Regions from separate parts of the Mus musculus genome. Here all the other regions are linked to region 6. Evidence: chromatin loops called from intact Hi-C (ENCODE). Cell type or tissue: heart. All regions are shown on one strand. Region 1 holds the start of Ramp1 (receptor (calcitonin) activity modifying protein 1). Region 2 overlaps Mlph (melanophilin). Region 3 overlaps Lrrfip1 (leucine rich repeat (in FLII) interacting protein 1). Region 4 overlaps Lrrfip1 (leucine rich repeat (in FLII) interacting protein 1). Region 5 has its middle 15 kb from the start of Lrrfip1. Region 6 has its middle 11 kb from the start of Ube2f.

The links. Hi-C counts contacts between places; a loop is a spot of excess contacts. Peaks named below come from ENCODE experiments on the same cell type or tissue, not always from the same donor. Only the 100,000 strongest peaks of a DNase experiment are listed, where the experiment ranks them.
Region 1: it touches region 6 in a loop (10-fold over the local background); 24 of 42 quality-filtered maps call a loop at or near these places.
Region 2: it touches region 6 in a loop (3-fold over the local background); 2 of 42 quality-filtered maps call a loop at or near these places.
Region 3: it touches region 6 in a loop (2.5-fold over the local background); 8 of 42 quality-filtered maps call a loop at or near these places.
Region 4: a loop joins it to region 6, with 2.3 times the contacts of the local background. A loop is called at or near these places in 8 of 42 quality-filtered maps.
Region 5: a loop joins it to region 6, with 3 times the contacts of the local background. A loop is called at or near these places in 2 of 42 quality-filtered maps.

The regions. Positions count from the first base shown.
Region 1 is chr1:91,176,131-91,181,130 of GRCm38, reverse strand. It overlaps Ramp1 (receptor (calcitonin) activity modifying protein 1), which reads right to left and starts at 1,309. Exons shown (of 3, transcript NM_016894.3): 1 at 991-1,309. The coding sequence starts at 1,042. In heart, a CTCF peak has its summit at 1,917 (motif pointing left); DNase peaks (open chromatin) are centred at 1,080, 1,890 and 4,040; H3K4me3 peaks cover 1,417 bases; H3K27ac peaks cover 1,357 bases; H3K27me3 peaks cover 1,031 bases.
Region 2 is chr1:90,926,391-90,931,390 of GRCm38, reverse strand. It overlaps Mlph (melanophilin), which reads right to left. Exons shown (of 16, transcript NM_053015.3): 3 at 3,187-3,408; 4 at 2,956-3,068; 5 at 1,198-1,301. Among named protein-coding and RNA genes, the nearest start is that of Mlph, 14 kb to the right of the region's middle. In heart, a CTCF peak has its summit at 2,706 (motif pointing left); DNase peaks (open chromatin) are centred at 2,670 and 3,920; H3K4me3 peaks cover 1,110 bases; H3K27ac peaks cover 669 bases; H3K27me3 peaks cover 195 bases.
Region 3 is chr1:91,110,017-91,115,016 of GRCm38, reverse strand. Lrrfip1 (leucine rich repeat (in FLII) interacting protein 1) reads right to left here. Exons shown (of 25, transcript NM_001310732.1): 19 at 4,570-4,662; 20 at 2,720-2,861. Among named protein-coding and RNA genes, the nearest start is that of Rbm44, 33 kb to the left of the region's middle. In heart, no CTCF peak of the experiment used is centred here; no DNase peak of the experiment used is centred here; H3K27ac peaks cover 968 bases.
Region 4 is chr1:91,096,206-91,101,205 of GRCm38, reverse strand. Lrrfip1 (leucine rich repeat (in FLII) interacting protein 1) reads right to left here. Exons shown (of 25, transcript NM_001310732.1): 13 at 594-629; 14 at 1-21. Among named protein-coding and RNA genes, the nearest start is that of Lrrfip1, 45 kb to the right of the region's middle. In heart, a CTCF peak has its summit at 2,063 (motif pointing right); DNase peaks (open chromatin) are centred at 2,205 and 4,565; H3K27ac peaks cover 2,225 bases.
Region 5 is chr1:91,036,130-91,041,129 of GRCm38, reverse strand. It overlaps a transcript of Lrrfip1 not described here. Among named protein-coding and RNA genes, the nearest start is that of Lrrfip1, 15 kb to the left of the region's middle. In heart, CTCF peaks have their summits at 618 (motif pointing right) and 2,910 (motif pointing left); a DNase peak (open chromatin) is centred at 2,959; H3K4me3 peaks cover 195 bases; H3K27ac peaks cover 2,026 bases.
Region 6 is chr1:91,236,590-91,241,589 of GRCm38, reverse strand. No RefSeq gene overlaps it. Among named protein-coding and RNA genes, the nearest start is that of Ube2f, 11 kb to the left of the region's middle. In heart, a CTCF peak has its summit at 2,272 (motif pointing right); a DNase peak (open chromatin) is centred at 2,279; H3K27ac peaks cover 1,047 bases.

The DNA.
Region 1 (5,000 bases), 60 kb after region 6:
ATATAAGGGGCAAATCCACCTTTAGATTCTATTACACAGAAACAGATTTTTAAAGTGTAGATCTGGCACTCCCTGGCAAGGATTAAAAACAGGAGAGCTCTGCCCTGCAAACGGTAGGTGTCCAGTGCTGTTCCTGCCCAGTCACCGGGGACAGGCCACACTGCCCCAAGCTGCTTCCTTGGCTATAAACAGCACTAGTGGGCAGCCTTTGCCACCACCAGAGCCTGTGCAGCAGGTGCCTCTGACCAATACCATGGGTATGGGAAAAGACCACAAGAATCATCAAGCCACAGGCCCTTCCAGGGACACTGGACCGACTCTTTGTTTGCTTTCGTTAAAATGTAGCTATGTACCTGAATTATGTCCAAGAGGTATGACAGCCCCGGGTCCTGAGAACGTTACAGACAAGGGAACTGAGATGGGCAGTTTCTTGTTAGTCACCCCTGGGCTACAGTTTCTGATCAATCTAAAACAAAATCCCAAGCAAGTCTGCCACCTCTAATATTTATTAGCCACACACGCCAACAACAACCACCCTTCACCCCTAGCCTCCCACCCTCCGTGGAAATAATAGTCTCAACCAGCAACTGTTGTAGGTGAGAGTCAGGCTTCCAGTTGTCCTTAGTGTCCGGATCCCTAAGCTGTGGCTCTGGTTGAAGACTGCACATCTGTAAGCTGCTTCTGGCTCAGGGAGCTTGCATCAGTTTGGAGAACTGAAGTGCCGACAGGGGAACCCCGCGACCCTATCCCTCCCGGAAAGCAAGCTGCCCATTGTATGATCAAAAGTTGCTGATGCCTTCGGATGGCCCGCTGGATGATGTGCCCAAGCCACCTCGTCTCCGTGGCAGCGTAAGGTGGTGCAGCGCCCCCTCCCCCGCCCCCATCACCACTCTACTGTCTTGCCCAGACCCCATGCCCTGAGTAAGGTGCGTTCAGGTGCTGCCCTCCCGGCCCCAGGTCACCACCAACGCTGCAGCCCGGGCTACTCACCCAGCAGCAGCCAGAGGCCGCACCGCGGGAGGCCCCGCAGGCCCGGGGCCATGGCAAGCAGAGCCCCACCGTCCCAGCGCCTTGCCGAGCTCTGCGCCCGCTGGAGACGCGCCGGGGGCGGGAGCTAAGGAGAGACCGCGCCCGGCCCACTGCGGCTCCCACGCCCGCGGCTGTCGAGGGCGGAAGCTGGCGGGCGGCACCTGAGGCTGGAGCGCGGCTGGGACTAGAGGGGAGCCTCCTGGAATGTCTGCAGGGCCGGATGGGCTTGGAGGGTCTCCAGGTCCCCAAACTCAGCACCTCGCTCTGACGGCTGGGTTCCTCAGCTATCCTGTGGGCTCTGCAAACACCCCGTGGTCCCATCTCCTTTTCCCCGTGGGGTGCTGGAGTGGTGTGGCCAAAACCAGCCCTGACAACCAACGTCTGTAGGACAAGAAGTGGAACCTCAGGAAAGATGGTCAGTGGGAACAAGGCTCCTTGGAGGGACAAAGGTGTGCTTGACAGCAGGTGGTGACAAGCCAGGGTAGGGTAGCAGAGTCCATGAATACCGAATTTAGGGACAAAAGGAATTGCTAGGTAAAAAGGTGAGACTTCCGTTGGGGTTGGCTACTGGCCATGACTCTACACAGGATGGACCAGTAGTGGTAAGGGAGACTTGGGTGTGTGAATATGAGCAAGAAAGGCCATGTAACACCGGCAAGCTGAGAACCCTGGGGCAGATACCCCAAGTACAGGCTAGGCCTGACCTGGAGAGTCATGGATGCAGCAGCTCAGACTAACTGAGCAGGTCTGCACTCTGCACGCTGCAGGTGAGCAGACTATCACTGGCCCCATACACTGGCAGAGACTTCACTCAGGTTTACAATACTGGTGGGTGAGCAGCGTTCCTCACAGCAAGGGGAACAAGGCTAGAGGCTGCTGCCACCTTCTGGCCAAGCGCTCAGGACCCTTAACAGCAACCTGGTATTCATCCTGAACACAGGCCAAGCCGACATTTGGGGTTCATAAACCTATGTCTTGGGGACCCCACATGTCCTAAAGTCAAGGGGACATGGGGAAGGGAACACATTCTTTTGGCTTGGCTAGCCCTTCGTTTTGAACCTTATGAAGCCCTGCCAGGAGGCCAGCCTCCTTTCATGGACAGACATGGGAGTACGGGCAAGTCATGGCTGGAAAGCAGCTGAGCCCTGCCTCATTCAGTCCTTCCTTTCATGTCTGCAGCTCAGAATCTAGGCTGTGAGGCTCCCCAGTAATTGCCCTGAGTTTCTCCCAATTCACACAGAAAGGATGCAACTCGTTGACACCCGGCCTTAGTGTGGCTGCCCTAGGACTGCAGGTTGGCATCTTCAGTCTGTGAGATTTGCTCACTTCTAACTGGTCATCAGCAGCATTGGATCCCCTCTCACATGGGCATGTGCTGACACTGCGTTAAAAGACTGTCAGAGGGAGAGAGGCATTAAGGTAGAAGTCAGCAGGTCTACTTCTGTACAACACCTTCAGTGGATACAGTTCCCATTTATACACGGAAAAGTAACCAGACCTCAGCAATTGCCACAGTAGACAGTTCAGGGAGCCCTGAGAACAAGAAATCAAGGCAGCCTGGGGCTGCCTACTAAGTTTCCAGACTTCAGCAGGATGAGGGAAGCCATAGTCCAGAAACCAATCTAAGAAACAGAGAGAACGCCTCGGGAAGACATCTGAGAGAGGCAGAGGGCAGGCTTCACACTGTACGTAAGGACACTCCCTGAAGTGCACAGCAGCAGCAGCAGAGCATGTGCACACACAGTCTGGAGCAGCCCAGCTTCCGCTACCGTAGAGGGAAACAAACTGTGCTCAGAGCAGCTGAGAGCGAGCAGGACTAGCCTTAGGCATCAGAGGAAAAGAACCGCTGCTGTCCCAGGGCAGCCTGAAGGAGCGGGACAGCAAGAAGCGAGACCACACAGCATACGGCAACACGTAACCACCACAGCCACACAGGGCTATAAAAACAAAAGGACAAAGAATACTAGAACCATGACCCCACTTTGAGGGGCCTAACTTATGCAACTGTAGTCCCGGAGGAAGAGTGTGAAAGACACCCACAGGGCTACAAACCCAAGAATATCAATAACCCCCAGATAGAAAAAGACTGATCAGGAGAACTGCTGTTGGAGTTCGTCAAAAGACCTTTACTCACAAGGACCACAGAGACCGCCGCCATCGCTGCAAAACGCATGAGGATTTTTATTGATCCAACATGTTAGGGACTCCCCTCTTTCTTTCTTTCTTTCTTCCTTTCTTTCTTCCTTCCTTCCTTCCTTCCTTCCTTCCTTCCTTCCTTCCTTCCTTCCTTTCTTTCTTTCTTTCTTTCTTTCTTTCTTTCTTTCTTTCTTTCTTTCTTTCTTTCTTTCTTTCTGTTAGGGACGTAGGCCAGAGGAGAGACCCAGAACAAAGAAAGATCACACTTTTTATACCTTTGTAAGGGGCAGATTTGAGCAACAGGGTTCTCACTGGTGTAGCAAGTAACCCTTTCAGGCATTGGTTGGTTTGTATAGTAACTAAGTAACCCTTTGGCCTAGTCCCTCACTTTGCTTGCCCCCCATGGTGGGTTATTATGATTTGGTCAGCAAAGTAATAGTACATTAACGTCACAGCTATTAACGTCAGGGGAATTCTTGCAACAAAAGGTGGTTTGTGGTCTTTGTCGGAATTCCATGTGGGGTAGGGGGGCAAGAGAATTGCTAATCTTGTTATGGTTATTTCTCTGAGAACAGCTAATATTGTTTTGGTAGCTGTAAGCTTAGTCATTTTGACCACTAAAACTATGTTTTTACATTTGTTTAGTCAGCCAGCTTCCTTATCTGGCTCTGTACTTTGCCTGCTAGTTCAGTATGGAAAGTCCTTTTTGAAGGGGGAAGGTACTGGGTGGTCTTGAATTCATTTTGGGTATTACACTGCTAACACCAGTCACAGCAGTAACACAGTCCTCACCAGTAAGTAGCCAGAGGAAAGTGGCACAGGCAAACGGGGACATCTTCACGTGCAGCTGGCAAGAACACCAACTATTTTTAGTTTGCCATTCTCCACTGGACAATAGGAGGCTAGACTCGGGCCACTGTCACTGGGCCAGTTGTTCTAAAGCACAGCTGTTAGGTAAGGACTAACAGAAGGCACCTTGGAACAGTCAGCTTTAAGTATTAGTTTGTCAAGTCTCTCAAGGGAGCTGCTGTTAAAATCCAAATACTCAAGGCTTTCGAGCATCTTGGAACTTTACTCCCTCAAATGCACCCAAGGGAAAAACATGCAAAAAGCCCTCAAGAAGTGAACTGTCCATTTGACAGAAGATGATGTGTTCAGCAACACTGGGATAACTCAAGAGCTGTAAAGGAAAGGAGGGAATCGCAAGCTCTGGCTCTTTGTGGTCCAGCCCACCTTAAACCAGCTAAATGCTTGGCAGAAAACAGGGACAGACTGGAAGACAGGAGACAAGAGGCTGGTGTATGGGAGATATGGAAATAGAACTAAAGAATTAACATCTCAATGATCTAGAAATGAAGAGAAAACCAACACCCACAAACCATGGAGCTGAAAAAGGGAAAAGTCAGCTCTACCTAGACCTATCACAAACGACGAAGTGAAGTTTCACACATGGGATGGAAGGGACCCTACACACACACACACACACACACACACACACACACACACACACACACACAATTACAATTGCATATGTGGGCCAGGCGGTGGTGGCACATGTAAAATGTGTGCTTTTTATCTATTTTAATGTTTCATTTCCTATCAACAGTAATCAGTTCTCTTAACTCACTGCCTGCCCTCCTTCCAGTTTCTAGCCCAGCCCCTTCAAATGTTTCCCCCAATCCGTTGTTCCTCTCTCAGTTCCCCAGCAGTCTGCTTAAACACTCCTTTCTCTCAGTTCCAAACCAAAACAACTGTTGTAGCCTATCTACCCAGCTCAGCTCCTCCTGGCTCAACTGTCTCCTAACAATCTCATCTCTGGCTCAACTGTCTTCTCA
Region 2 (5,000 bases), 310 kb after region 6:
AGAAACTGATCCAAAGGAGCCCTGAGATGGCTGTGGGACCCACGGGCCCACCGTGTCTGTGTCATCAGAAGTGACATTGTATCCAGGAACTCAGCTGTGCTCTACTCTAAGAAAAATGAGTTCTCTCTCGGCCTACTGGGTGCTGCCTAGGGTGTGAGCTGCAGCAGGGCTGAAGGTACCTCACACAGAGGGCATCCTGGGACTTTAGGTCTATGGAGCTCACTGACTATGGGGTAGAGGTAGGTGACCACTCCATTTTCTTTAGATATATGATCATTACTTTATGAACTCCACTGCTCAGTACAGTGACTCTGATCCTTTAAATGCATGTTTTATTGTTAGAATGTTCTAGACATTGGTGGGATTACATGCTGTGAGCTCAGCAAATGGTGTGAATTGGATCCTGTGCAAAGGACGACTGTGTGTGTGCCTGGAGCGTTTCTCAGATCTGATTCTACAGCCCTGTCACCTTCAAAGGGTTCAAAAACAACTCACACTTTTCAGCCTACTTCCCTCTCTCCGAATCATCATTACCACCCTGTCCCCAAACCAAAGCACTGGCCTAGCCTGTCTCCACCACAGGAAGCCAAATGAGAAGAGCAACAACCACTTATAAAGACAAGGCTTATAATCTGAAAGGTGCAAGGTCTGCTGCCATGCATGTCTCTTGAGCCATCTGGACACATGTCTGCCCTCCTGTACACTTTGTCACAGCACCTCGGTGTCCCAGAATGCCAGTCAGTCAGGACAGGCCTTGCAGTAGGTTTTGTCTATCTGTACTTTTTTTTTTTTTTTTTTTTTTTGAGTTCTGAAGTGACCACTGAGCTCCCACGCTTGGGAGCCAGGGGCTCAGAAGGGAGGGGCTTAAGAGGAAAGAGTTTAGGGATCAGGGAGAGGTTTAAGAAAGAGCTCAGGTGGGAGGGGCTTAGACAGGAGGATCTCAAGAGGGAGGGAATTGGGTAGGAGGGAGAAGCTCAGGAGGGAGGGGCTTAGGGAGGAGGGAGTCCCATGCTTAGGGATGAGGATCCACTGCGGCGGACACAGGTTCCCAGGTGGGTATGGGGTGGGAGCCAGAGAGAAATGCAGATGCCTGTGTTATGGCATGTCTGGGAGAGATGTAAGGGAGATGGGGGGCATGAGGACGGGCAGGAGACCTATGGGATTTATGGAGACAGACAGTGCCTGGGCAGGACTTACTTTGCTGTTGAGGGGCTGGTCTCTGGCCTCTGTGTCCAGGTCTCCATCCTCATCAGTCTGCTCACTGTCTCCATTTCCTTCTTCCAAGCTTGGCTCAGATCCACCTGCAATTTACAGGTGTATGGCTCCACCCATAAAGGGCCAAAATGGGAGACCACTTAACTGTCTCTGGATTCATTTTTCCACTCACCTGCCAACTACTATCTGTGGAGGTTTGAATGAGAATGGCCCCCATAACTTCATATGTTGGAATACCCAATTGCCAGTTGGTGGAAATGTTTGGGAAGGATCAGGAGGCATGGCTTTGGTGGAGGAGGTATGTCAAGGGCTTTGAAGTTTCAAATAACTCCTGCTATCCTTAGTGTCTCTCTCTCTCTCTCTCTCTCTCTCTCTCTCTCTCTCTCTCTCTGTCTGTCTCTTGCTTGTGAGTTCTCAGCTCTTGCCCTAGTGTCAAGCCTGCCTGCCTTTCTGCTGTTGTGATTCCCCACCATGATGGTCATGGACTCTGAACTGGCTGGTTTTGTGTGTCAGCTTGACACAGGCTGGAGTTATCACAGAGAAAGGAGCTTCAGTTGGGGAAGGGCCTCCATGAGATCCAGCTGTGGGGGCATTTTCTCAGTTGGTGATCAAGAGGGGAGGGCCCATTGTGGGTGGTGCCATCCCTGGGCTGGTAGTCTTGGTTCTATAAGAAAGCAAGCTGAGCAAGCCAGGGGAAGCAAGCCAGTAAGCAGCATCCCTCCATGGCCTCTGCATCAGCTCCTGCTTCCTGACCTGCTTGAGTTCCGGTCCTGATTTCCTTTGGTGATGAACAGCAATGTGGAAGTGTAAACTGAATAAACCCTTTCCTCCCAAACTTGCATCTTGGTCATGATGTTTGTACAGGAATAGAAACCCTGACTAAGACAGACTCTAACCCTCTGAAACCATAAACCCCAAATAAAGTCTTCTATAAGATGGTGTCACTTCACAGCAATAGAAAACTAAGACATCCTTCTCCCCTCTCCTTCCTGCCTTTCTTCTTTTTTCTATTTTTGAACCCATCTACCCAGCCAGTCAGCCTGTTTACCACCATATACTGGCTCATCTTTCTTTCCTATACTTCTGTCTACCACTGACTCATCGATCTATCCAGAAACCCCACATAACATCTTCGTCAGTTTCACAGCAGTGTACTGTTCCAAGGTGAGCCTGGGCTTGGTGTCTCAGGCTGTGTCCTAGGCTACAGTGGCCTTGGTCACTTTACAAACCTTTCCATCCCTCATCCTGCCTGCCACTCTGCTGCCTACAACCAACCACCTGCTGGGGGGACAAAGGGACCCGCTTCCCGATCCTGTACGGCTGGGCTGCTGGGTTATGGGCCCGGGAGGCCCTCAGATTGACTCTGTCCTTCCCACTGCCACCCGTGCCTGCTCAGTCTGAGCCTGAGCCAGCAGATCAGCCTCAGCTGGCTTGCTGAGAATTCCTGCAAGAAAGTGCTTCAAAGTTGTTGTTTGTTGTCCCACAGCGCCACCTCCTGGTAGTAATGGCAGCAGTTTTGAAATTGGCAGGTAATAATGGCAGTCAGGAAGCTTTAATTCCCATAGTTCTCAAGATGGTCAAACTTCTGAAACTCTGTAAACTTCTAAGTGATAGCTCCCTGGCCCTCAACTTGACCAAACAACTGTGCCTGCGCCTCCCACAGGCGTCAACCAACCCCATTCTAAGGGTTCTTCAACTTAAAGCGCTCCTGGAACATCCCCAGACCAGCCCTCCCCTTACCTCCACCCTGCAGCCGCCCACAGAGAGACCGGATCACTTTGGCACTCCCGAAACGCTTGAAGCGAGCCCTCACGTGCTGGTAGTACCACTCCAGAGAACCGATCTTCACGACCCTGCGGGGAGATGGGTGCAGCCTGAGGCAGTGCCTCCCCGCCCCCCCAGCCAGTCCCCCAAAGGGACACACCAGGCTAAGACACCATTAGGGACGGGCTCTGCCTCCCCGCTCCTCACCTGGCCAGGTGGCAGGGGTCGCAGAGCCAGCCCTGCTCTTCTGGGTGGGCGTGGCTGCAGCTTTTGCAGACGAAGAGGCTGCACTCTAGGCACTGTCGTCTGCTGTTCAGGAGCAGCCGGTAGGGCTGCAGGCAGCGGGCACAGTGAGTCTCATTCAGATGGGCTGTGTCCGACAGCAGCTCCCTCTTGGAGCTCTCCTTTTGTATTTTGCCCTTCAGCCCCCTTGGGAAAAAATGGGATAAGAAATACATTAGACAGTTTGTTTCTACAACCGACCAGTGAATGCACGCAGTGTGAATGGACACAGACAGAGGGTCATTTCCATAGGCAGAGGACAGTGGCTGAAGCTAAGCGAAAGCGCCACAGGCTCAAGGCAGAGAGCCATCTTGCCCTCTTTCTGGAGGGGACAAATAGGTTGGGCTTAAATCATCCGCAATTTGGGTAGGCTAGAGACGAAACCTATGATTTTTTCACTGAAACGGCACAGCTCTTAAGCATGCCTGTGGCGTTTATGATTGAACCCTGTGCTCTCTCTTGTGGGTAACAGAATCCCGAGGGCAAGGCCAGGTGATATTTCCTCAACAAGTGGTTTAGGGCGTCTTCCAGCAAGCACCAAGCCGAGGCCCAGGACTCTTCCTGCGGAGCCGGGACTGAGTGCTTGGCTTGGAGAGGCTCCAGACAGGAATCACCCTGTACCCGGAAGTTCCAGGAGAAACCTGTTCTTCGAGACTATCCCGTTTGAAGTAACCCAGTTCCGGGCGAGCCTGCCAACTGGAACCAGCTGCAACGATGGAAAATGTCCCCCAGACCCTAATGAATGTACCCTTTCTGTTCCGAGTCTCACGGAGTATCTGCCAAACACAATATTTTTAGTTTTACATGGGATAACGGTAATCTGTCCTTAGTGAGGAAAATTAGCAAGACATGGGGCCCACTGTCTCCTGAGGACTTGCAAGGTTTTAGCTTCCATGGGGTGCAGGGAGGTGGCATCTGGTGTGAAGTGGCAATGGCCCACTTCGATGGCCAACAAGGAAAAGAAAGGCGTGGGTAGGAGAGACACACACATAGGGAGACAGAGTGGCAGAGAGACAGAGACACAGACACAGAATAGTCATAATTTTCAATGTTACATTGTTTTTACTAAATACATTTTTTGAATTAAAATACAATGTATTGGGCTTCATCACGGTTTCTTCATTCCGGTCATGATGCTCTGCTCTCAGCTGTGTCTCCCCTCCTCCCCGGAAGCTGCTTTCTTTCCCTTTCCTGGTTAGTCCTTACATACGCTTTCCTTTCCATGGAATCCATCACCCTTTCTACTTGCCACTTCCCTTAAGAGCCCTTCCTCTAGCCAGCCAGGCATAGTGTTGCACACCTTTAATCCCAGCCCTTTGGGAGGCAGAGGCAGGCAGAATTCTAAGTTCGAGCCTGGTCTACAGAGCAAGGTCCAGGACAGTCAGAGCAACACAGAGAAATCTGGTCTCGAAAAAAAACAAAAATAAATCGACCAACCAAACAAAAACACAAAACAAAACAAAACAACCCCCCCCCAACCAACACAACAAGAAACCAAACCCCTCCCCCAAGCCCCAAACAAATAAACAAACAAAAGTTCTATCTCTTCCTCCCCTCTCATGATCCCTTTTCTAGTTTTGTGACCTAGAAACACACAAACATAAACACACATAGATGCATAAAAATGTAAACTCTTGTCTTTCTCAGTCTGCCTGCTTTCACTTAACAAAGATTTATGGTTGCACCCATTTTTCTGCAAACAACATGATTTCAATTTTCTTCATGGCTGCATAAAATTC
Region 3 (5,000 bases), 130 kb after region 6:
CATGGTTCAAAGCTACCTTTCCCCAAATCTGTTTTCAAATCCTCAGTGGGCCCTGGCACTTCACTGTCTAGACCTTCCAGGCAGCTGGACTGTTCAGGGGAGTTACTGGCCCTACTATCTGACTTGTTTGTGACCTTGTGTGACTCGATCTGCTCTGAGTTTTTGAGGTCAGAAGTATTCTCTTGATCTTGGCTCTGAACCTGTTGCTCACATTTGGCCCCTGCTAGTGGTCCCGGGGACAGGGCACTGTCTTCAGCGGGTCTCTGGTTCTCAGCCTTCTCACCAGGATGTGACACCCCTCTGTCCACACAATCCTTTCCTGTGTTGGGTTTGGGCTGTTCTTGCTCAGAATTCTGTAAGGTTTCTCTTTGCCCCACTTTCTCCACAATTTCCTTTTTCACCTCCACTTCTTTGGCTTTTCCTAAAAGACCATTGAGAGAATTGAAGGGACCCCATGATGTGGTGGGCACTTAATATATATTTAAATGCAAATACATGTTCTAGTTACCACCCAACTTTCTCAGGGAGAGAGAGAGAGAGAGAGAGAGAGAGAGAGAGAAAGACAGAGAAAGAGAAAGAGACAGACACACAAAGAGACAGACACACAGAGACAGAAAGAGAGAGAGAGAGAGAGAGAGAGAGAGGGACAGACACACACACTGAGAGAGACAGAGACAAAGAGAGACAGACAGAGACAGAGACAGAGATAGATATTGAGATATTGAGAGGGGAAACAAGCATTTGCTGGGCCTGTGTGTCAAAGCAGCAATTGCATTAGCTTGTTGGTTTTGGTAAGCGGAGGGCCACTGCCACCAAGGCCAGAGTGACTGCTACCATCTGGGAGGAATGACTTTTAAAGGTGAGGTTCTGACTTAGCTGGCAGACAGAGCTGTGGAACAGGCAGGCAGCCACATGCCAGCAGCCACACAAAGTCTTCTCAAATGTTCAGTCCTCCTTCCAGTCCCCTAACCCTAACCCCGAGTCCCAGCCCCTCATACTCTCAGCTACTTGAGTACTCAGAATCTTACAGCCCTAACAGTAGCCCCCACATTTTCTCAAAAGAACATTCTGTTTAGGAAACTCAGCTAGAAAGCCAGTCTCAAGGAAGATGCTGCTAGGGTAAACCCTATGAGGTAGACAGCAGTCCAGGTCCTGCTGCCTGGCATGTCTTCTTCAGATAATGTTCCCCTTCGGGCACATAGGATCTTTCATCCTCAAGAGGGTGGTAATCCCAACAAAAGGCAAAGCTAGATCAAGATGAATGCTTAACTCATCAAGGGGTCAATAAATCCCCAGCCTCACGGACATTATTTTGCTGGAAGTGAAAGCCTGTCATTCTAAGAACTGGAAAATCTCCACAGTGGATCTCTGATGCCAGGAAAATGATGGAAAAATATATGGCCTTTATTTAGAGGCCACTTAACTTCACCCTTTACATTTTTCTACTATCATGTATGATTATTGATGTAGCAACCTCACGTCAAAGAAACATCAGACATAGGTAAATCTAAAATAAGCAGACCGGGATGTCCCCACAGCACTTGTCTGACTGGGTACAGCATCAAAACCCTTTGCGGGGAAGGTCACTGACAAAGTGGCATCTCTTCTTTCAGCCATGTTACATGACTATTAGGGATATGTCAACTGTATATGGAGGTAAGAAGAGCAGGACCAATCCCTAGTGGGGCTGTCCTGGAGGAATGGTGGAAACTACGGACTCTTCCTGTTTTGACAACTCACACTGGTTAAGAGCACGTTGCTCTAACAATCACAAGGGCTGTGGAAGCTCCTAGGAATTGGTCCTGAGGAGCGAGGCTTCCAGACTTTCACATGGTCACAAACACCAAGAAGACAAAAGAAAAGCCTCTGCCTTGCAATATAGTCACAGACTCTGGCCTTGGGGGCGGGGACCTAGCAACTAAATTTATCCCAAAGCCATAAGTTAGGAGTAACATTAATTTGTAAATCATTTTATCTGTGAAAATTATAGAAAATATTTCTATAATCCATTAGATTTCACAATTGTATATATTCTTAACAGAAGCTAAAACTGTGGCATACAGAGGAGCCCCTCTGAATAAGGTAGGTGATTTCCAACCCCTGGTGAGCACACCCCACTTACAGCAAGGAGCGCCCCACTACTTTGGCTGCCTTCCATTGTGAGGGTGGGGACAGCAGCATCAGGGCTACCAGGTTACCCACCAGGTGTCTTGTGTCCCACTTAGGCACCTCACATCCTCCAAATGTTTGTATGGTGGGTCCCCAAGTGTGCCAGGCTGGCGGGAAACTATGGCCTGCTCACCCATGTCACAGCTTCCACAACTCCATCACAAGATTAAGAGGAAAGTCGTAATTGGAACACACCTGGAGAAAACCCAAATTATTGAACTCTCGACTCTACCACTGAACTTTGAGCCTACCTCTTTCTACTCAGCCTTGGGATGCAAAAAATAAATAAATAAATAATAAAAAGAAAAGGAAAGGAAAAAAGAAACGTGTCCTTGAGCCATGGGTGGAAAGCGCTAGACAAAAATACATGCTACATAGCACCGTGGGTGATCACGTGGTTTGTCCAGAAGAATTACTAAAAGTGACAGAATGAAGGGCATGCCGCGTGACTATTAATCGATCAGTGACAATCACTCCAATCTGATGGTGTACAAAGATGAATCAGTGCTCGCTGACCAAACAACGAAAGGAGCCAAGGAAAAGCTCTTACCTAGGGTCCCCTCCCCGGCCGACTTGAGGGCATTCAGCTCTTCTTTTGTTATCTTCGTAGGGGCTTGATACCCAACGTCATTTACTGTGTCTGAAGTCTCTCCGTTGGTGGCTATTTCTGAATTTAGGATTATTCCATGTTTCTGGGAGCAAAAACAGATTTAACATAACACTCAGTGAGACCAGGTTAAACTGTCAACTATAAAGGGATGCTGTTTCTCCTAATGTAGATTCTAACTCTACAGGGATGGAGAAGTGCCTAGGTACCATGTTCACAGTCTTATCAAGGCAGGGAGATCTACAACTGATTGTCTGGTGAGAAGACACTTTAAAAAGGCTTTCTTTTCACTAGGGCAATGACCTGTGGGCTGCCACGAAAGTGAAATATCAAGTAAACAAACCTTTCAACACAAACTTTGTCTTTAAAAAGGGAGACCAGACGAGATCGGGAGTGTTCAGGGTGGTATGGGCTGGAGAGATGGCTCAGTGGTTAAGAGCACTGACTGCTCTTCCAGAGGTCCTGAGTTCAATTCCCAACAACTACATGGTGGCTCACAACCATCTGTAATAGGATCCAATGCACTCTTCTGATGTGTGTCTGAAGACAGCTACAGTGTACTTGTATAAATAACAATAAATAAATAATAACAAAGGGAGAGCAGGATAAAGAAGGAATATGTAAGTGTTGTGGAAAGACAGAGTGCAGTTTGCATAAAGATGGCATTTGTAAGGGGATGCTTCCTTCTTCAAACAATCATTGTGCCAAGGACATGGCCAACCCCTGGAAAGCAACTGCCTGCCTCTGTTGCAGAGTACCTCCTCACTATCTACTTGGTTCACGGCACTTTTTTTCCTGGTTCCCAACTGCTGCACACAGCCTGGACTAGGAGCCTGTCTTAGTCAGGGTTTCTATTCCTGCACAAACATCATGGCCAAGAAGCAAGTTGGGGAGGAAAGGGTTTATTCAGCTTACACTTCCACATTGCTGTTCATCACTGAAAGAAGTCAGGACTGGAACTCAAGCAGGTCAGGGAGCAGGAGCTGATGCAGAGACCATGGAGGGATGTTCCTTACTGGCTTGCTTGCTCTGGCTTGCTCAGCCTGCTCTCTTATAGAATCAAGACTACCAATCCACAGATGGTCCCACCCACAAGAGGCCTTTCCTCCTTAATCACTAATTGAGAAAATGCCTTACAGTTGGATCTCATGGAGGCATTTCCTCAACTGAAGCTCCTTTCTCTGTGATAACTCCAGCTGTGTCAAGTTGACACACAAAACCAGCCAGTACAGAGCCTCATTTAGATCTTAGCTGTAAGCCTGTATCTTGCTGCTTTCCTGCTCTGACTTTGACAGCGGAGTTCAGGAAATGACACTGGTATGTGCATCTGGGGGCTGCTGGGATGCCACACCCCTCTCACTGCTACTGCTGCAGCAGTCTGGGAACCCACCCGGGTCTGCTTGATTCCCCTTGACATGGCCCTTAGAAGATGCAAAACTTGTCCTTTCTATGATCTGGTGGGAATGTGGGATCCCTCCACTTATTGTTCAGCTAAGGAAGTCCTCGACAAGAGGCTTAAACAAGGAACTACATACATTCTAATGAGGGTTAAAAAAATATTTAGACGAATACCAAATTCAGAGCTAGAAATCTGAGCTACTTTGCAGACCTGTTCAGCTTGGAAAGACCTGATGGTTCTGGCAGAAGCACATATGGGCACTGGCACACCTACTTCCTAGGGATAGTTAACCGAAAGCTCGACTTTATTAACATGACAGTGATGAAACACAGAGCCAGTGCCCATGGAAGTTGTCACCGTGGAGCTGTTCTTAAGCTGCGCTTCGGTTTCGTACCTTCAACTCCTCCTTCAGCTTGACTGTTTCTTCTCTAAGGTCATCTCGTTCGCTCCTTATGGAATCAAAGAACTCTTTCTGTCTTTCTAATGCCTGAGCGTGCAACAGAGGAGAAAGAGGGGGGTCAGCGCGGGGGGGGGGGGCGGGCGCGGAGAGAGAGATGAAGAGAGGGAGAGATTAGCACAGATAGCAAGATAAGTAAGAAGCAGGGTCTAGGAGGCACTGTCATCCAGGGCACCAATGAGAAAAAAAAAAGCTGTTGGGTTTATCCCAGGCTAGACCAACTACTGTTCACACATTAGGGTTTCTAAGCAAGGGATGCTATAGAGCAAGGCTGCTTCATAACTTCCATTCCTGCCTTTTGTTTTCTCATTGCAGTGCTGCAGACTGAACCTAGGGCCTCCCACATAGGAGGCAAGTGCTCTACCACC
Region 4 (5,000 bases), 140 kb after region 6:
GCTAGGCATGTTACGGGAGCCCTGGAATGGGGTGAAGATCAGATGTGATTAGGTAAAACCAAAATTACCAACGGGTTGAACATCTCAGAACCTTTTCTGTCAATGTTAGCTTCCACAGGTGATCATGTTTGTGTATGAGCATGTGTGTGAGGCACGGTGAGCTAGATGGCCAGCTGCAGTATTGGGGCTACAGGTCCGTGTGAACACACCGGCTTTTTACATGTGGGCTGGGGATTTGAACTCAAGCTGTCACTTTTGTGCAGCAATCACTTTATCCACTGAGCCATTTCTCTGGCCCCAGAGCACCCTTTTTTAAACTCAGTTTCTCTACTGGACTTCTGGCTAGTGATAAAGAGGGTTCATTCGGAGCTGTCTCACTGGTGTCTGGTTAGCCATGAGCTCTTCGCTGTCCCTCATATTTCAACTCATGATGGACTCCTTTGGGGATATAACATCATGTTGTGTGGCCCTCTTAGTAGCCTCTGTCATTCGATTACTTTATTAAGCACCAAGTAACTGGGTTCCTGTCAGCCTCACCCAAGACCATCTCGTTTCACAACTAAGCTAAGGCAGAGGCTTACAGAAATCCTTACCTTCTCAGCAAAGTCTTTGTCTGGTCTTTCTTCTACCTGTGGGGGAAATGGACAGCTGTCAAATATTACAAAGCACTGAATTACAACTCCTATGATCATTTCAAAGACCTGTATTGATCTGGAGATTGATGCTAAAAAACAAAAGAAACACAACAACAACAACAACAACAACAACAATAACAACAACAAAAAGTCCAAACCAACTGCACAAATCAAGAAACGCTAGCTTGTGCTATAATTTAAAAAGTAAAAAGAGAAACTCTTATTAAACTCTGGCTCTCCCCATCTTTCCTGCCTCTCTGGGGCCCTTCCTTCCCTCAGATAGAAGCCTCAGTGGGACTTGGAGCAGTCTAGGAGGCTGAGAGCAGTGTGCATTGGTGCTGGGTCCCAAGGGATGTACACACCTGGGGTAGAGGGTGTCTTGGGGACAGAGGCTGAGTCTGACTTAAGGACTATCCCTTCCTTTGCTCAACATCTACTATGAGACCAAGTTCCATTCCTGGGCCTCTGGGAAGTCAGTCACGCAGGCACCATGCTGAAACACCATCAGAACCTGCTGCCCTCTTAATGCCAAGTTCAGAAGTTCTTAGCTTTGACCCCAAGAGTTTTCACCAAAAGAGGAGTGACACTGCATCTCAGACTCACAGATATGAGTGGCCTGGGACTCTGTGGATACCTGTGCAGGTTTACAATGGTAACCACCATGCTCTGAGGTTACAGAGCACAGACAACATGAATAGCAAGTGAAAATGGTCACCAAACACAAGACCAGTGGGCACCTCCGATGCCCGTTTCTTTTCTAGGTGTGTCCCAAGTCTAACTAGCACATGGCAAGGACTCAGGGGCCCTGCTGCACAGACCAGTGGAGTCACAGCTAGCCACTGCTCATGTGTGGGGTTATTAGCAGGTGTGAAGTTCACACTGGCCTAACTGTACAATCTGGGGATGCTAAGGCAGGCCCCGATTGAGACAGTCATATCTCACTGTCTGCAGAGTTAAAGAGCCCTGCTCCATTTTCCTTGGGGGTGTGCACATGTATGAATGTTCACAACTGTGAACATGTGTATGCATTTACAGAATGGAAGAGCCCTGCTCCCCTCTCCTTGGGTATGTATTCGTGTATGCATGTTCATGTTTGGGAGCACGTGTGTGCATGTGGAGGCCTCAAAAAAAGCCAATAGAGAGAAAAATATAGTTTGTATGTCCCATAGTTTTTTTTTTTTTTAAAGTCTTTGCTCTAACATAGATAGTTAATGCAGAATACGAAAACTTGGGGTGGGGATATAGAGACCATGTGGAGAAAAATCTAAAACTGTGTTCCTGCTCTCAACACAGATACATGAAATGTACCCTTCAGCATATAGTGCATCTAGTTTTGTCTTCAAATTGACAAAGTGCATCTATTTGTCAGCCTTTTTGAAACAGCCAGGGGCCCCAAAGGGCCCCAACAGGTCTGCTATTCCCGCTGGCTCCACTAGATGGCGGTCTAGCCTGGTCTGTCTATGGTTAGGTTGGCCTCAGGTCAGGCCCAGAAAGCAGACAGCTGTACCCTTTTCAGAAAGCCCCAGACACAAAGGGACAGATAAGTAACCCAGACGGAATGCTTCACTCTGAGCATGTCACTGCCCCTCTGAAAATAACAGACAGCACACATTCACGGCTGTTCCGTGACCGGTGTGAAGGCTGCCATGGAGACAAGGCCACCAAAGGTGGCCACAGAAGGGTGGAGCTCAAGGGCTGCTGTTGGCCACAGCAGGCACAAGGGACAAGCAAGTCATAGGACTCTTGTGACCCACTGAGTTGTTCTATCACCATTCCCCAGTTCTCCGCAGTTGAGAGTAATGCCCCACTAACAGGATTCCAGATGGCACAGTCTTTTATCATTGCCACTAAGTGTATTCAAAGACATCTAAAATTTACCAGGCATGGTGGCACATGCCTGTAATTCTAACATGTGAGAGGTTGGGGAAGAAAGGTTTGACTCTGAGGCCATGCTTGGCCCCAGAGCAAGAACTAGTCTCAATTTTCTTCCTCTAAATTTTTTTTTCCTCCTAAAAACAAGTCCCTTCTAAGAAACTTCAATGGGAGCAAAGACTCCTTCCCTTCTAAAACCAAGTCCTCTACAGGAAGACGGTAGCACAGTGAGTCCAGTCCGCACCATCTCAGTGGGTTTCTGATGAGAATCACATGATGACATTTTAAACATCAGCTTGCATGTCACCATTAGAAGGTAGAGAGACCCAAGAAAGAGCTGGGTATGAGAGAACCTAGCCTCATGGTCCCAGCTCCCAGGTGGGCCACAGCAAGACCCTGGAAAGCAAACAGGCTCCCATTGCAACGACCCTCTCAAAACAAGGGACACAGCAAACCCTGCTCAGGGAGCACCGGTTTTAAGGACCAATTCCCTTCGAATGCAGGTAACAGTGGGGCTTACTGTTGGAGTGGGGATTTTTGGTTTTATTGTGTATTATTTATTTGGGGTATGTGTGCATGACATGACACATGTTGGGGAGGGGTCAGAGGGCAACTAGTGGGGCTTGGTCTCCCCTTCTATGTGAGACTTTGGGTTCAGACTCATCAGGCGTGACAGTAAGTACCTTTACCCACTAAGCCATCACACTGGCCCTAATTCTATTTTTAAGACAGAGTTTACGGGATTGAGAGTAGCCTGAGATTCACTGCGTTGCCCAAGGTAGCCTTGAAATCAGGCTTCACCTTTCTCAGCCTCTCTAGTATTGGGATTACCATTATGAGCCACCATACTTGGTGGACCATAGGTTTTAGATCCAATCTCGTACCCATAGGTGCAAGCTTGCTCTCCACCTGGACCCTGCCTTGCCTCTTTAGACAACATGAATCACGGGGGCGGGGGTGGGGGGTGGGGGGGTGGGGGTGTCTTTGTTTTCAAATTCGAATGGGCAGACAGCTAGCTCAGCACTTTTCTATGAGTACACAAGACAGCAAGTCCTGGCTCCACCCGAGACATTCCTGAAGGATGCTTCAGATCTGTGGAAGCTCTCTTGGATTCCAGTGGGCTGTAGGGCTTAGATGAGGAGGATGCCCTAGGTGTCACCTGGCTCTGCTTGGCTGTGGTTCAAGCCTAGATCCTCTAACCCCAGCTTCTGCCTCTCTCCACGCACCTGCCCTCATGGCTCGTGCAGGTGCAACTGATGTTTATGTTATTTATTTGATGAACATCTTCTAGCCCAGTCTGTGTATCCCATGAAGGGCGAGGGCAGGTTTGCATTGCCTAACACTGTTGACTCATGACCAGACTATTCTAGGTGCTCAATTAACATGAGAAAAATATGGGGGGGGGGTGCGCGCGCATGTGTGCACTTCCTACATTTCTTTCTGTGGCTTTCCAACCAAAAGCAACTTGGGAAGGAAAAGCTTTATCTGGCTTGCACCCCCCAGGACACAGTCTGCCATAGAGGGGGCACCAGGGCAGGAACTTGGAGGTAGGAACCATGGCTAGCTTTTTTATAAAACCCAGGACTGTCTAGGGATGGTATCGCCTACAGTAGGCAGCACCCCCTACAGCAATTAAAATCATCTTTTACAGACCAACATGGTAAAGACAATTACTCCATTGAGACTCTGGTTTCAGGTGATTCTAGGCTGTGCTGACAGTTAACACTAATTAGGATGGAAAGGCTAAGTGGAGGTGGGGACGGAGTTACAGAAGAATGGGAGTGGAGTGGGGAGTGGTGCTGGAATGAGGTGGAACTCCGTCCCCTGCCACTTACATTCGGGCTGATGCATCTTGGCTCTCCTAAGAATTGTATCATTGGGAGCCCCAAACCTTTAGTCTTAGCCCTTGCAGTAGCCTATGGACACAGAGGTATATTCACGTTTTTAAAGGGGAATGAACCATCACTTCCTTTGTTTGGTGACTTTTACTCTTCGGTTGCACCACCCTGCCCCCAGTGTGTAGCACTGCCTCACTTCCTGTCTGACAGATGCAAGATGCAAAGCCTTGAGGGCTGCAGCTGACTTTTGCATTTTCTTCTGTCTTTGGCTCCTGGTAATTACTCCTGGTGAAATACTAAGCCGGGGGTATTTTCCAAGAACCAATATGGACACCAAAAACTATGTCCTATTATGGCTGGGGCAGCTCAAACCAAGCAAAAACATATGCCTTTCAGGGGGCTACTTCATCTGAAGGAGTTTATTTCTGCCTACTTGCCCCAAGTCAGGAGCAGGAGCTGTGACGTGGTGTTAACTCCATCTTTTAACCCCTGCCTTGCTGCACATCCTACTGCATGGGTCTCCCACAGAGGCCAGGATGGAGAGGTCACTGTATCCTTGTTTGTTCCAAGGACAGAGGGTGACAAACCCAGCATCTTGGTGCCTAAAAAAGCATAAAGAAAGAATAGAATCAGCCCTGTTGTTTCTAAGATTCAG
Region 5 (5,000 bases), 200 kb after region 6:
CATCACGTATGCATAGACAGATGCTCTTGCCACACCATGCATGTCTATGGAGGTTAGGGGACAACCTCCATAGGTAGAGGAGGTTCCTGCCTTTCACTGTGGGTCTGGGGAACTGAACTCAGATCACCAGGTTTGCAAGGCCAGAACTTTGTCACAATGCCCAACTCTTTAATATCTTGTTCTTGTTCTTGTTAATTTCTAATTTTAGCATATTCAACTCCAGGAGATTCAATAAGGCATGCACAGAGATAAAACAGAAATAAGGGAGGGGGCTTAATAATATCAGGTTCTATAATGGCAAGAAACCCACATTAAAATGTCAAAGAGGTCACATTAAATGCAAAAGCTGTAGATGGGTGTGATCCACAGATAGATGAAGAACAGATGGTCCATAGACCGGGATGCTGTTAGCCTTAGAAAGGAACCTGGAGGTCAAAGTTGTACACACTACGAGGACCTTAAGGTCTGTCTGTAAAGTATCGCATGGCTGCAGTTACATGTGGTTCTAAGAAGTTTTTAATTTTGGTTTGGGGTTGTTGGGAATCAAGCCCAGGGTCCCTCTTCTGCTCAGCACAAAATGCTATGTCACACCCTAGCCAGGGTCCCATTGGTGGTCAGAGTCTCAGGGACAGAAGGTGGCACTGTTGGGGCAGAGGCTGGGTGAGGAGAAAATAGGAAGCCGATGTTTTTTAAGTTGTGCAAGAAGACAATGGATGCGGGAAAGATGGTGGAATTTTGTTGTGCTTATTTCGTCACAATTTAAGGAATACTATTTTTAAAAAGCAAGTGCACACTCTTGTTTATTTAACATTACAAAGAGAGGAAGAGGCAAGCCAGGCAAGGTTTCCCCTAGAAAATAGGGGGAGGATGGTGGAATCCCAACTGATTCCAGATGAAATCAGCCACCGAAAAAACTAGGAAATCTTGTGGGGGAGAAGTGCTCAGAGAGTGCAGGGAGCCAACCTCTTGGCTCTGGACAGCTGATCCCCAAAAGCAGAATCTCACTGACAACTCCATGTGCATATTCAGGCTACCACCACCAGGGAAATAACAGCCAACTGGGCGTGGCCAGCTGGTGTGGCACATTGGCAACTGCCAATTTAACTTGAAGACGAGGACTAAGGATGGAAGACCCCCATCCCTTACCTAGTTTGTGAAAAATGCTGAGCTATATCCCCAGCCAGGGGAAGAGATTATCAACATTGTCTTCTTTCATTAAGCAATGATGGGGTGTGGAGAAGGCTCTGTGGGCAGAAGTGCTCGGTACACAGGCATGAGGACTCAAGTTCAAGTCCCATAATCTATATAAAAGGCAAGGCTATAGGGTGCCTGTCACCCCACACTAATGGACATGGAGACTGGAGGAATGCTGGCCCTTTCTAGTCACCAGCCTAGCTCCAGATTCAGTGAGAAACCCAGTCTCAAAGGCATATGCCATAGATGATAGAGCAACACACACACACAGAGCAATGGCATTTATGATAAGACTGTGATAGGATGCAACCTCCTCATCCATCCAGCTTCATGCCTTCTTTCTCTCTTCAGAAAATAAACAAGCAAAACCAAAACAGACGAGAGAGAGAGAGAGAGAGAGAGAGAGAGAGAGAGAGAGAGAACAGGAAACATTCTGAGTTGGCCATCTACTGCTGGGCACTGGGCCTCCCCGTAACTGTCATTTGTATATCTGGTGAGACTCCTTTGCAAGCATGCATCAATTGGAGCCAGCTTCTTGGTTAAGATGAGTGCCCTTCAGCGCTGGGACCCTGTCTGGCTTGACTTAGGCAGGTCCACATGCTGCCACAGTCTCTGTGAGTTCACATGCTTATCAGTCCTGTTTGCGTCTGGAAGACTTAGGAGTCCTCCATCTGCCTCTGGGTCTTTCTTCTTCCCTGAGTCCCGAGGGGAGGGAGGGCTTTGATGAATGGTAGGATTCATTCACTGCCTTTTCTCTCGAATATTTTCTATGAGCTTGAGGATGGTTTTTTTTATTTTAAAAGAGGGATGTAATACAAGGCTCATTTGCCTCCGTCCTGTTCTTTGAAAAAGAAGAAATAAAAATTGGAAGGAAAAACCTTTCCTGTGTGTTTCCAGAGACTTCCAAACCTTCTCTGAGAAAGAGGAAAAAAAAGAAAAAGAAAAACAAACCAACCACAGGAAACTGCAATTAATTAATTAGGCTGCAGCTGTTTTTAGTACTTGCCTGTTTCCGCCTGTGTTAGGATGCTTCTGGCTCCTTAGGGAGGCAAGGGGCCCTTTCCGAATAATGTTCTAATTTACAAAACAAAACGGCGTTACACCCAATCCTTTTGCAAACTTTTGGCAAACGTACTTGTGAAGTGTGAGACTTACTAAGTGTATCTTTTCAATCCTGACACAGTGTAACAACCACTGTCTAGTCAGCACAAGAAAGCCCTGGAGCTATTTTTAAAGAGGTGAGTGAGCAGGTGCAGGCAGCTTGGTTGCCCAAGGCAAAAGGCTCCAGGAAAGCAGAGGCAGTGTTTTGGAAACAGCTAAGGCTAGAGACAAGCCTTGAGTAACTGGACCCCAGGAGCATGGAGTGGACCAGGCTCTGAGAACAAACTCCAAGTCTTGGTCGGCCATCACTGCAAAGAGAGCCCATTGGACTTGCAAACTTTATATGCCCCAGTACAGGGGAACGCCAGGGCCAAAAAGGGGGAGTGGGTGGGTAGGGGATTGGGGGGGTGGGTATGGGGGACCTTTGGGATAGCATTGAAAATGTAAACGAGGAAAATACCTAATAAAAAAAAATATATATATATTAAAAAAAAAAGTTATTGGAAGGATGTGAAACACTAGAGAGGTAACCGACCGAGCTCCCCATTGCTAGAGCAACGCTGCGAGAAGCAGGAAGCATGAAGCTGTGCTGGGCAATTCTCTTCTGCCCTCTAGTGTCAGGTTAGAAGAGCCCTCTGGGGGAGGCTGGACTGCAGGGAGGCTGCCCAGAGCTGGAGTTGGGGGAGGAGGAAGGGTTTGGAGCAGAAGTGCTTAGTAACTAAGTGCTTAGTAGGTTTGACTGACTCTAGCAACCTCGGAGGAGGTAGGGGGATTGTAATGTAACAAGTCCATGGCCAATCAGGACCACCCAGCACATTCCATGCTAGCTGGGACAGAGTGTGAGATCTAGTCTCAGGAACACATTACAAGAAAAATTATGAGTAATTGTTGCAAAATCGTGCCTTCCTGCTAATCACTATAATCACTCCTGCACGCGGCTTGGAATAGCCTTCCTGTATTTTTTGCAGCATGCCTGTTTTTGAACTTGACAAAGAAAGACAGCACAGGGGTAGGCGCCTTTGCATCCCAGGCCCACTCGGAGCGCTTCAGAGTCTTCGGGCTCTGCGGAGTAGATTCCTATATTGCTCTTGTCCCCTGGGCTCTCACGGCCCTGCTTTGAACATGGCCTAGATGACACTGCATGCAGATCTTCTTTCCTAATTCTAAATTCTAGGAGCTTCAGCAGCCGCCAGCCAGGTACCTCAGCCTGGCCCAGAAGTCCCAAAGGTATCTCAAAGGCCACAAAAGTCCAAAGCAAGCTCCCATCCCTCCACTCCCAGGGTCTTCTTCCTACACACCTTTCTTGGAGCACAGAGGGTGCTACTATCCAGTACCAACTCAGAAGGCTGTGTGTAGCTACTCTATTCTTCCCCTCACCAGGAGGAAGAGGCTGTGTAGAGACAACTGCAGAGGCTTGGCTGATCACAGGAAAGCGGAGGTGATACTTGTGGCTGGTACCACTCAGAGCCCACACAAACGGCTGTGGCCACATGCAGCAGATATGAAGACTACTCTCAGTCTGTCCCCTACATCCTCTCCCTCTCCGCTCATCCCCAGAGTAGCTTCTCCATTCATACCACGCCACTGCACCCCACAGCCAGTGTCTTTCCTCAGGTCTTAGTGCATCTGCTCAGAATGACTAAAGCGCTCCCTTATGCAGCCGACCTGGTCAATTATTCAATAGACAAATACGGACATTATTACCACAAATACTGTCACACATCACACTGAATGTTAATGACGGATATAGGAATGACACTGAGAGCCAGTAGGTAAGAAATTAGATGAGAGGAAACCAAGTAAAGATGCTGAAAGTCTGGTATTTATGTCTTCTGGTTAGGTAGGAAGTCAGATGTGAGGGAGCCAAGGAAATTGTATCTTCCTGTCAGTCAGGATGCCCCCTATGGTTAACCATCCTTGAAATTACAGTTAGGCTATTCCTTCTCTATCAGAAACACAGTCAACAGATGCTTCCCATTCGCCAGGGACCTCAAAAGTTGGATAATATGATTTGCTTTGTGGTTTTGAGACTTTTCAAGAGAATTATGGGAAGAAGTACCTTAAATGGAAGATCTAGTCTACCATGGTTTGGGAGGAGATAGGATTATCTTACCCTGTGAATATGCCACCTGACTTATAAATAGTCATGGAACTTCTTTTGGGGCCAGAGAAGTAGCTCAGCCCATAAAGGTGCCTGCTACCAAGCCTGATGACTTGAGTTTGATCCCGAGGAAGGTAGGACAGAGAAAGAGAAGTGACTCTGGAAGGGTCATGTGTGCATGTGTGCGTTGCACATAAAATAATGTAACACAAGTAAATAAGTAAAGGACTTCTTGTAAACCAGGTGTGGTGGCGCACGTCTTTAATCCCAGCACTCGGGAGGCAGAGGCAGGCCGGATTTCTGAGTTCGAGGCCAGCCTGGTCTACAAAGTGAGTTCCAGGACAGCCAGGGCTATACAGAGAAACCCTGTCTCAAAAAACAAAACAAAACCAAAAAACAAAAACAAACAAACAAAAAAGAACTTCTTGTAAATACACAACACACAAGCTTGCTCCCCAGGGTTAGGGTCTGACTGCTCTAATCTCTCTAAAGTGGACTATCACTTTGCTCTGCTAAACAGTCTTGTGCTTCATATCTGTGTCTCTAACTCAAATTCCTCCCTTTGAGAAGCCAAGAACTAAGGAAAAACCATTACTGGGTAACT
Region 6 (5,000 bases):
AGACAAGACAGTCTGTCTGATCAAGTCTTGTTTATTGAAAGGCAGCTATGGGTGTATAAGCACAAGCTGGGGAGTGCAGCTGGAGACACTTAACCACAAGTCCAGGATGTGTCTGAGAAAACCAGGATGTTATCAGAGTGTGTTCAGCTGTGGCGGGCTGCTTGCAAAAAATATCATGCTTGGAAAACAAGTCTCTCATGGGGTGGAAAAGTAACAACCTGTAAGCAAATAGCCCAAGATGGCTGCAGAGATGGTAGCCGCTTTCTGCTAGGAGTCGGCTCCCAACAGTCCAGGGCCAGGAGGAGAGTAGATTTCATCAAGGAAGCCCCCAGGGGTCACAGGTGCGTTGGTGATTGCAGATCTCTGCATCTATACTGGTATGGTAAGGCCCTGCACTGTGGGAAATGGCTGTCCCTTCTGGCTCCTTTCTCTGCATCTCAACCTTAGTCATGATGGTCCTACTGGTGTGGAGCCCTTTGTGAGCTCTGGCTCTGTGCTGTGCTCTCCTGAGATTCCAGAGTCCATGCTGTGGACTGTACTTGCTGAGTCCTTCCCTGGGACACAGCATAGTGGCAAAGGGAAGACAGTGTCAGGGCTGTGGGGTTGGGTCATGTTTGAACAGTCTAGGTTACTTCTGCCCCTCCCAAGCCCTACTGTTACTAGGGACCATCTGGTATACACAGGTCATGGCTGGGCCAAGCAAGGTTACCAAATGAGTCACACTTGGCAAGGTCTAGACATGGGTGGGGCTACAGGATTGAAGCAGGTCATTGCTATATACCTGACACTTGAGGCAACTTTTCTCTGCCTCCCTCTGGATCAGCAGTTCTCAATCTGTGGATCGTGAGTGACCCCTTTGAGGGGAGTTGAATGACTCTTCCACAGGGGTCACATATTAAATATCTGTATGTCAGATATTACCTTATGATTCATAACAGTAGCAAAATTACAGTTATGCTGTAGCAACAAAAATAATTTTATGCCTGTCCCCTCCACTCCTCACCACCTATTTGGCAGGCAAGTAGGCAGAGGTCCCCAAGGGCATGAGATCAGGAAAGCTGCCCTGCCCCTTGCTGGCTGAAACATTAGATGAGCTAGCCCAGTGTCTTAGTTAGGGTTTCTTTTCCTGCACAAACATCATGACCAAAAAAGAAGTTGGAGAGGAAAGGGTTTATTCAGCTTACACTTCCATGTTGCTGTTCATCACCAAAGAAAGTCAGGACTAGAACTCAAGCAGGTCAGGAAGCAGGAGCTGATGCAGAGGCCATGGAGGGATGTTCCTTACTGGCTTGCTTACCCTGGCTTGCTCAGCCTGCTCTCTTACAGAACCCAAGACTACCAGCCCAGAGATGGTCCCACCCACAAGGGGCCCTCCCCTCTTGATCACTACAGCTGGATCTCATGGAGGCATTTTCTCAACTGAAGTTCCTTTCTCTGTGATAACTCCAGCCTGTGTCAAGTTGACACAAAATCAGCCAGTACACCCAAGCAGTGCTAGAAATCTAAAGTCACAGGATCTCCACGACACAGGGCAACAACAGGATATTCAAGAAGAGTCCCAGTGAGGATCCAGTATTGATAGTGTAGCAGAAGCCTGAGGCTTCAAGCCAGACCAATGACTCATTGTGGTGAACATTTGCAAGATGTGTAGACAAAAACATATAGTATGAGACACAGTACAGCTTCCACAATAAGATTATTTTTCCTCTTGGGAGTTTAGTTGCAGAGGGCAGTTATGAAGGGACAGGGAGATGAACAGGATTAGGGTGCATAATGTGAAATTCACAAAGAATCAATAAAAAGTTTAAAAATATATGCGCATATGTGCATATATACATACATAGATACACACATACATATATTAACATATACACATACACATATACATATATACATATACACATATGTACACATATACATATATACATATACACATATATAGATATATACATGCTTGAGGCTCACCACAGCATGAGGAGATGTGTATGTATTAAAGGATTGCTACATTAGCAAAGTTGAGAACCACTACTCTGGATGGTGACCATTGGTGGCCTCACCCAAGATTCAGGATGAAACAAGTGAGTGAGGGGACTGTGTTCCTTTTAAGAAGGTGCAGGGAGTGTGTTCTCTGAGTAGTTCTGATCCCTATGTCCTGTAGGGACTGCTGAACTTGCTCTCTTGAAACCTGCAGTGTCCATGGGCAGGCTATGACCCAAGCTGCTTCTGCAATGGGGCAGCACTGTTGAAGGACCTGGCTGTAACACAGCTCCAGCCTCCAGGGGGCATCCCAAGGACGCGGACCGAGCAAAGCCCAGAAATAACCTACTTGTGGAGGGGTTACACTTGCTTATGGGGCTCTTTTGGTTTGACTCTCACGCCTCAGGCCCCCTCCACTCACCACTTCAAGGGAAAGATTATGAAGGGCTCTAGTTTCCAAGTGGAACGTAGATCTAAGCACAAAAGCTAAAACATCAAGTGTTCTGTCTCCTGGAGAATTCACCAGAAGAATGCAGTCATGGGGAAGACAAAGATTCCTAAACATACACACACACACACACACACACACACACACACACACACACTACAAGGACACAGTGGATGTTGTTAAAGCTTCCCTTCCAGAGCTAGGGATTTAGCTTAGTTGGTAGAGTACTTGCCCATCATCCTGGCCTTGATCCCTAGTAACTATGATGCAGGGATTGAACAGACCTACAATCCTGGCTTTCGGGAGATGGGAGGATCAGAGGTTCAAGGTTGAGGACTGAAAGGACCAGTATCAGCTCAGGACCACAAGGCCAAGTTCTCAGCACAAAGGAGATGTATTTGCCCAGATGGATAGAGGGCAGGGAATAAGAGACAAAGACAGAAGGTAGCAGACAAGGAAAAGGGGAAGGGAACAAGTGAGGCAGGGATAGAGAGGAGGAGCCAGATGTGGCATATAGGAAAATGGCAGTTTATAGAGGTAAAAGGGGAAACCCCATGTTAGGATAAGGTTTTTAATTTTAATTGAACATGTTCATTAGATGAGCTGAAGGGGACTTTTGATTGCTTGACCCCAATACTTTGATGGCTGGACCTTGGTAGTCAGCCTCCGGAGGAGGAAGTGGCCTAATAAGGGAATAGACCTTGGTGGCTAGCTTTAGGAATATAGTCTAACAGGTTTATGTGTTTTGTATTTTAGGCAGAAGAAATGGTGGAGAAGGACAAGGCCTGCCAGAGCCACAATTGCCATGCTCAGGCTGGGCAGAGTCCCTTCAAGATCGGGCTGAGATACTGAGATTCTGTTTCAAACAAAAACAGAAATAAAGAGAAAGAGAGGAAAGAAAGAAAGAAAGAAAGAAAGAAAGAAAGAAAGGAAGGAAGAAAGGAAGAAAGGAAGAAAGGAAGGAAGGAAGAAACAAAGAAGAAACAAAGAAAAAAAGAAAGAGAGGAAGGAAGGGAGGGGAGGGAGGGAGAAAACTTCTTTTGACGAAATGACACAATTAGGTGTTACAGGATATTTGGTTACACTGTGACCCTCGAGATTGTGTTATTTACTGGGAAAACCTGTTTCTAGTTGTGGTGTGGCTCAGCTCTAACACACACCTTTAATTCAAGAGCTCTTTGTTTATTGTAAACAGCATTAAATAAAGTCACCTATTGAACTATGGAGACCAATGTTGTGGGGCGACAGCATTTGGTTAATACATGGTTTAATGATGATTCATCAACCACTGATGGAACCAAAACTAACGGAAAGCAGCAGCCTACAGACCAGGGGATGGAATGGCCAATCCTGAGGAAGGAACCGCAAGACCAGTGCAACCCTAAGGGCTGTAAGAAACAACTAGGAGAGCGAGGGAAAAATCTCTATCTTCCCAATTCATGGTGCCCGTGCACCATGTCTAGGTCATCAAAATGGAAAACCTCAAAACTGGCAGATAAATGGTACAGATATCTGGTCATGGGAGGCATGAATGGAAATAGTAAAACCTAGCAAAATTTAGCAAGGACATCAATTTTAATGTAGCTCATACCGGCAAGACAGATAAAATGTCGGAAAATAGTGGACACATTGACGTCTAGTTTAATTAAAACTAGAATATTAGAATTTGCCAGGGAATAAGTTCTGAATAAATTAGCAAGAATGATAGATCACACATTTGAATACTTGCAAGTTTACCCTTAACACTAAAAAATAAGGGAGATGGAGAACCAAACTATACCAGGACAACCCTATGAGAATAACTATCATAAGGAATCCAGTGGCAGGCAGTGGTTCATACCTTTTTTATCCCAGCACTTGGAAGGCAGAAACAAGCACACAGGAATTACAGTGACTTAAATTTAAAAGCTGCTCACACACACACACACACACACACACAAACAGGTTGAAATTAAACCTTGAATTTATATATAAAAAGAAAAGGGAATATAGGTATATTTATCACACATACTAAAGCATATTTAGTTTCAAAATTACAAAACAATTTTTTAAAATTTTAATTGAAAGATAATACTTTTTCTGTCGCCCCCCCCCCAAAAAACACTTGTCCTAGGAAAGATATAACCTACCAAAAAAGGAAACCCACCCCCACCCCCAAGAATTAGAGTTGGGGTAAGATTTTGTTTTTATCTTTCCAAAATAATAAAAGCATCCAACTAAGGAATCTGGAGACTCCTGGACAAGTGAAACTCCTGAAGGAAATAACAGATCATCAAGAGAAACGCCCTCCCCTAAGACCAAAACTCCGGCTTGTCTCTGCTGCCCTTCTACAGACATAAGTAGCAAACGGTCTTTTTGTGGTCCCAATTCAATGAAAAATTAAAGCTGACTTTGGGGTTAGAGCCTAGCTCTCTCCTTCTCTAAACCCACACATGCTTATTAAAGGAAAATCCAAAAACTCTGTCTCCTATCAGAAGAGCCACCCAGTCTGGGACAGAGAAACACAAAAACTAAGGGACTATTGCCACTAATCTTAGTCTTTTGGCTTTCATGTGACTCTAAAACTTTTCTTAAG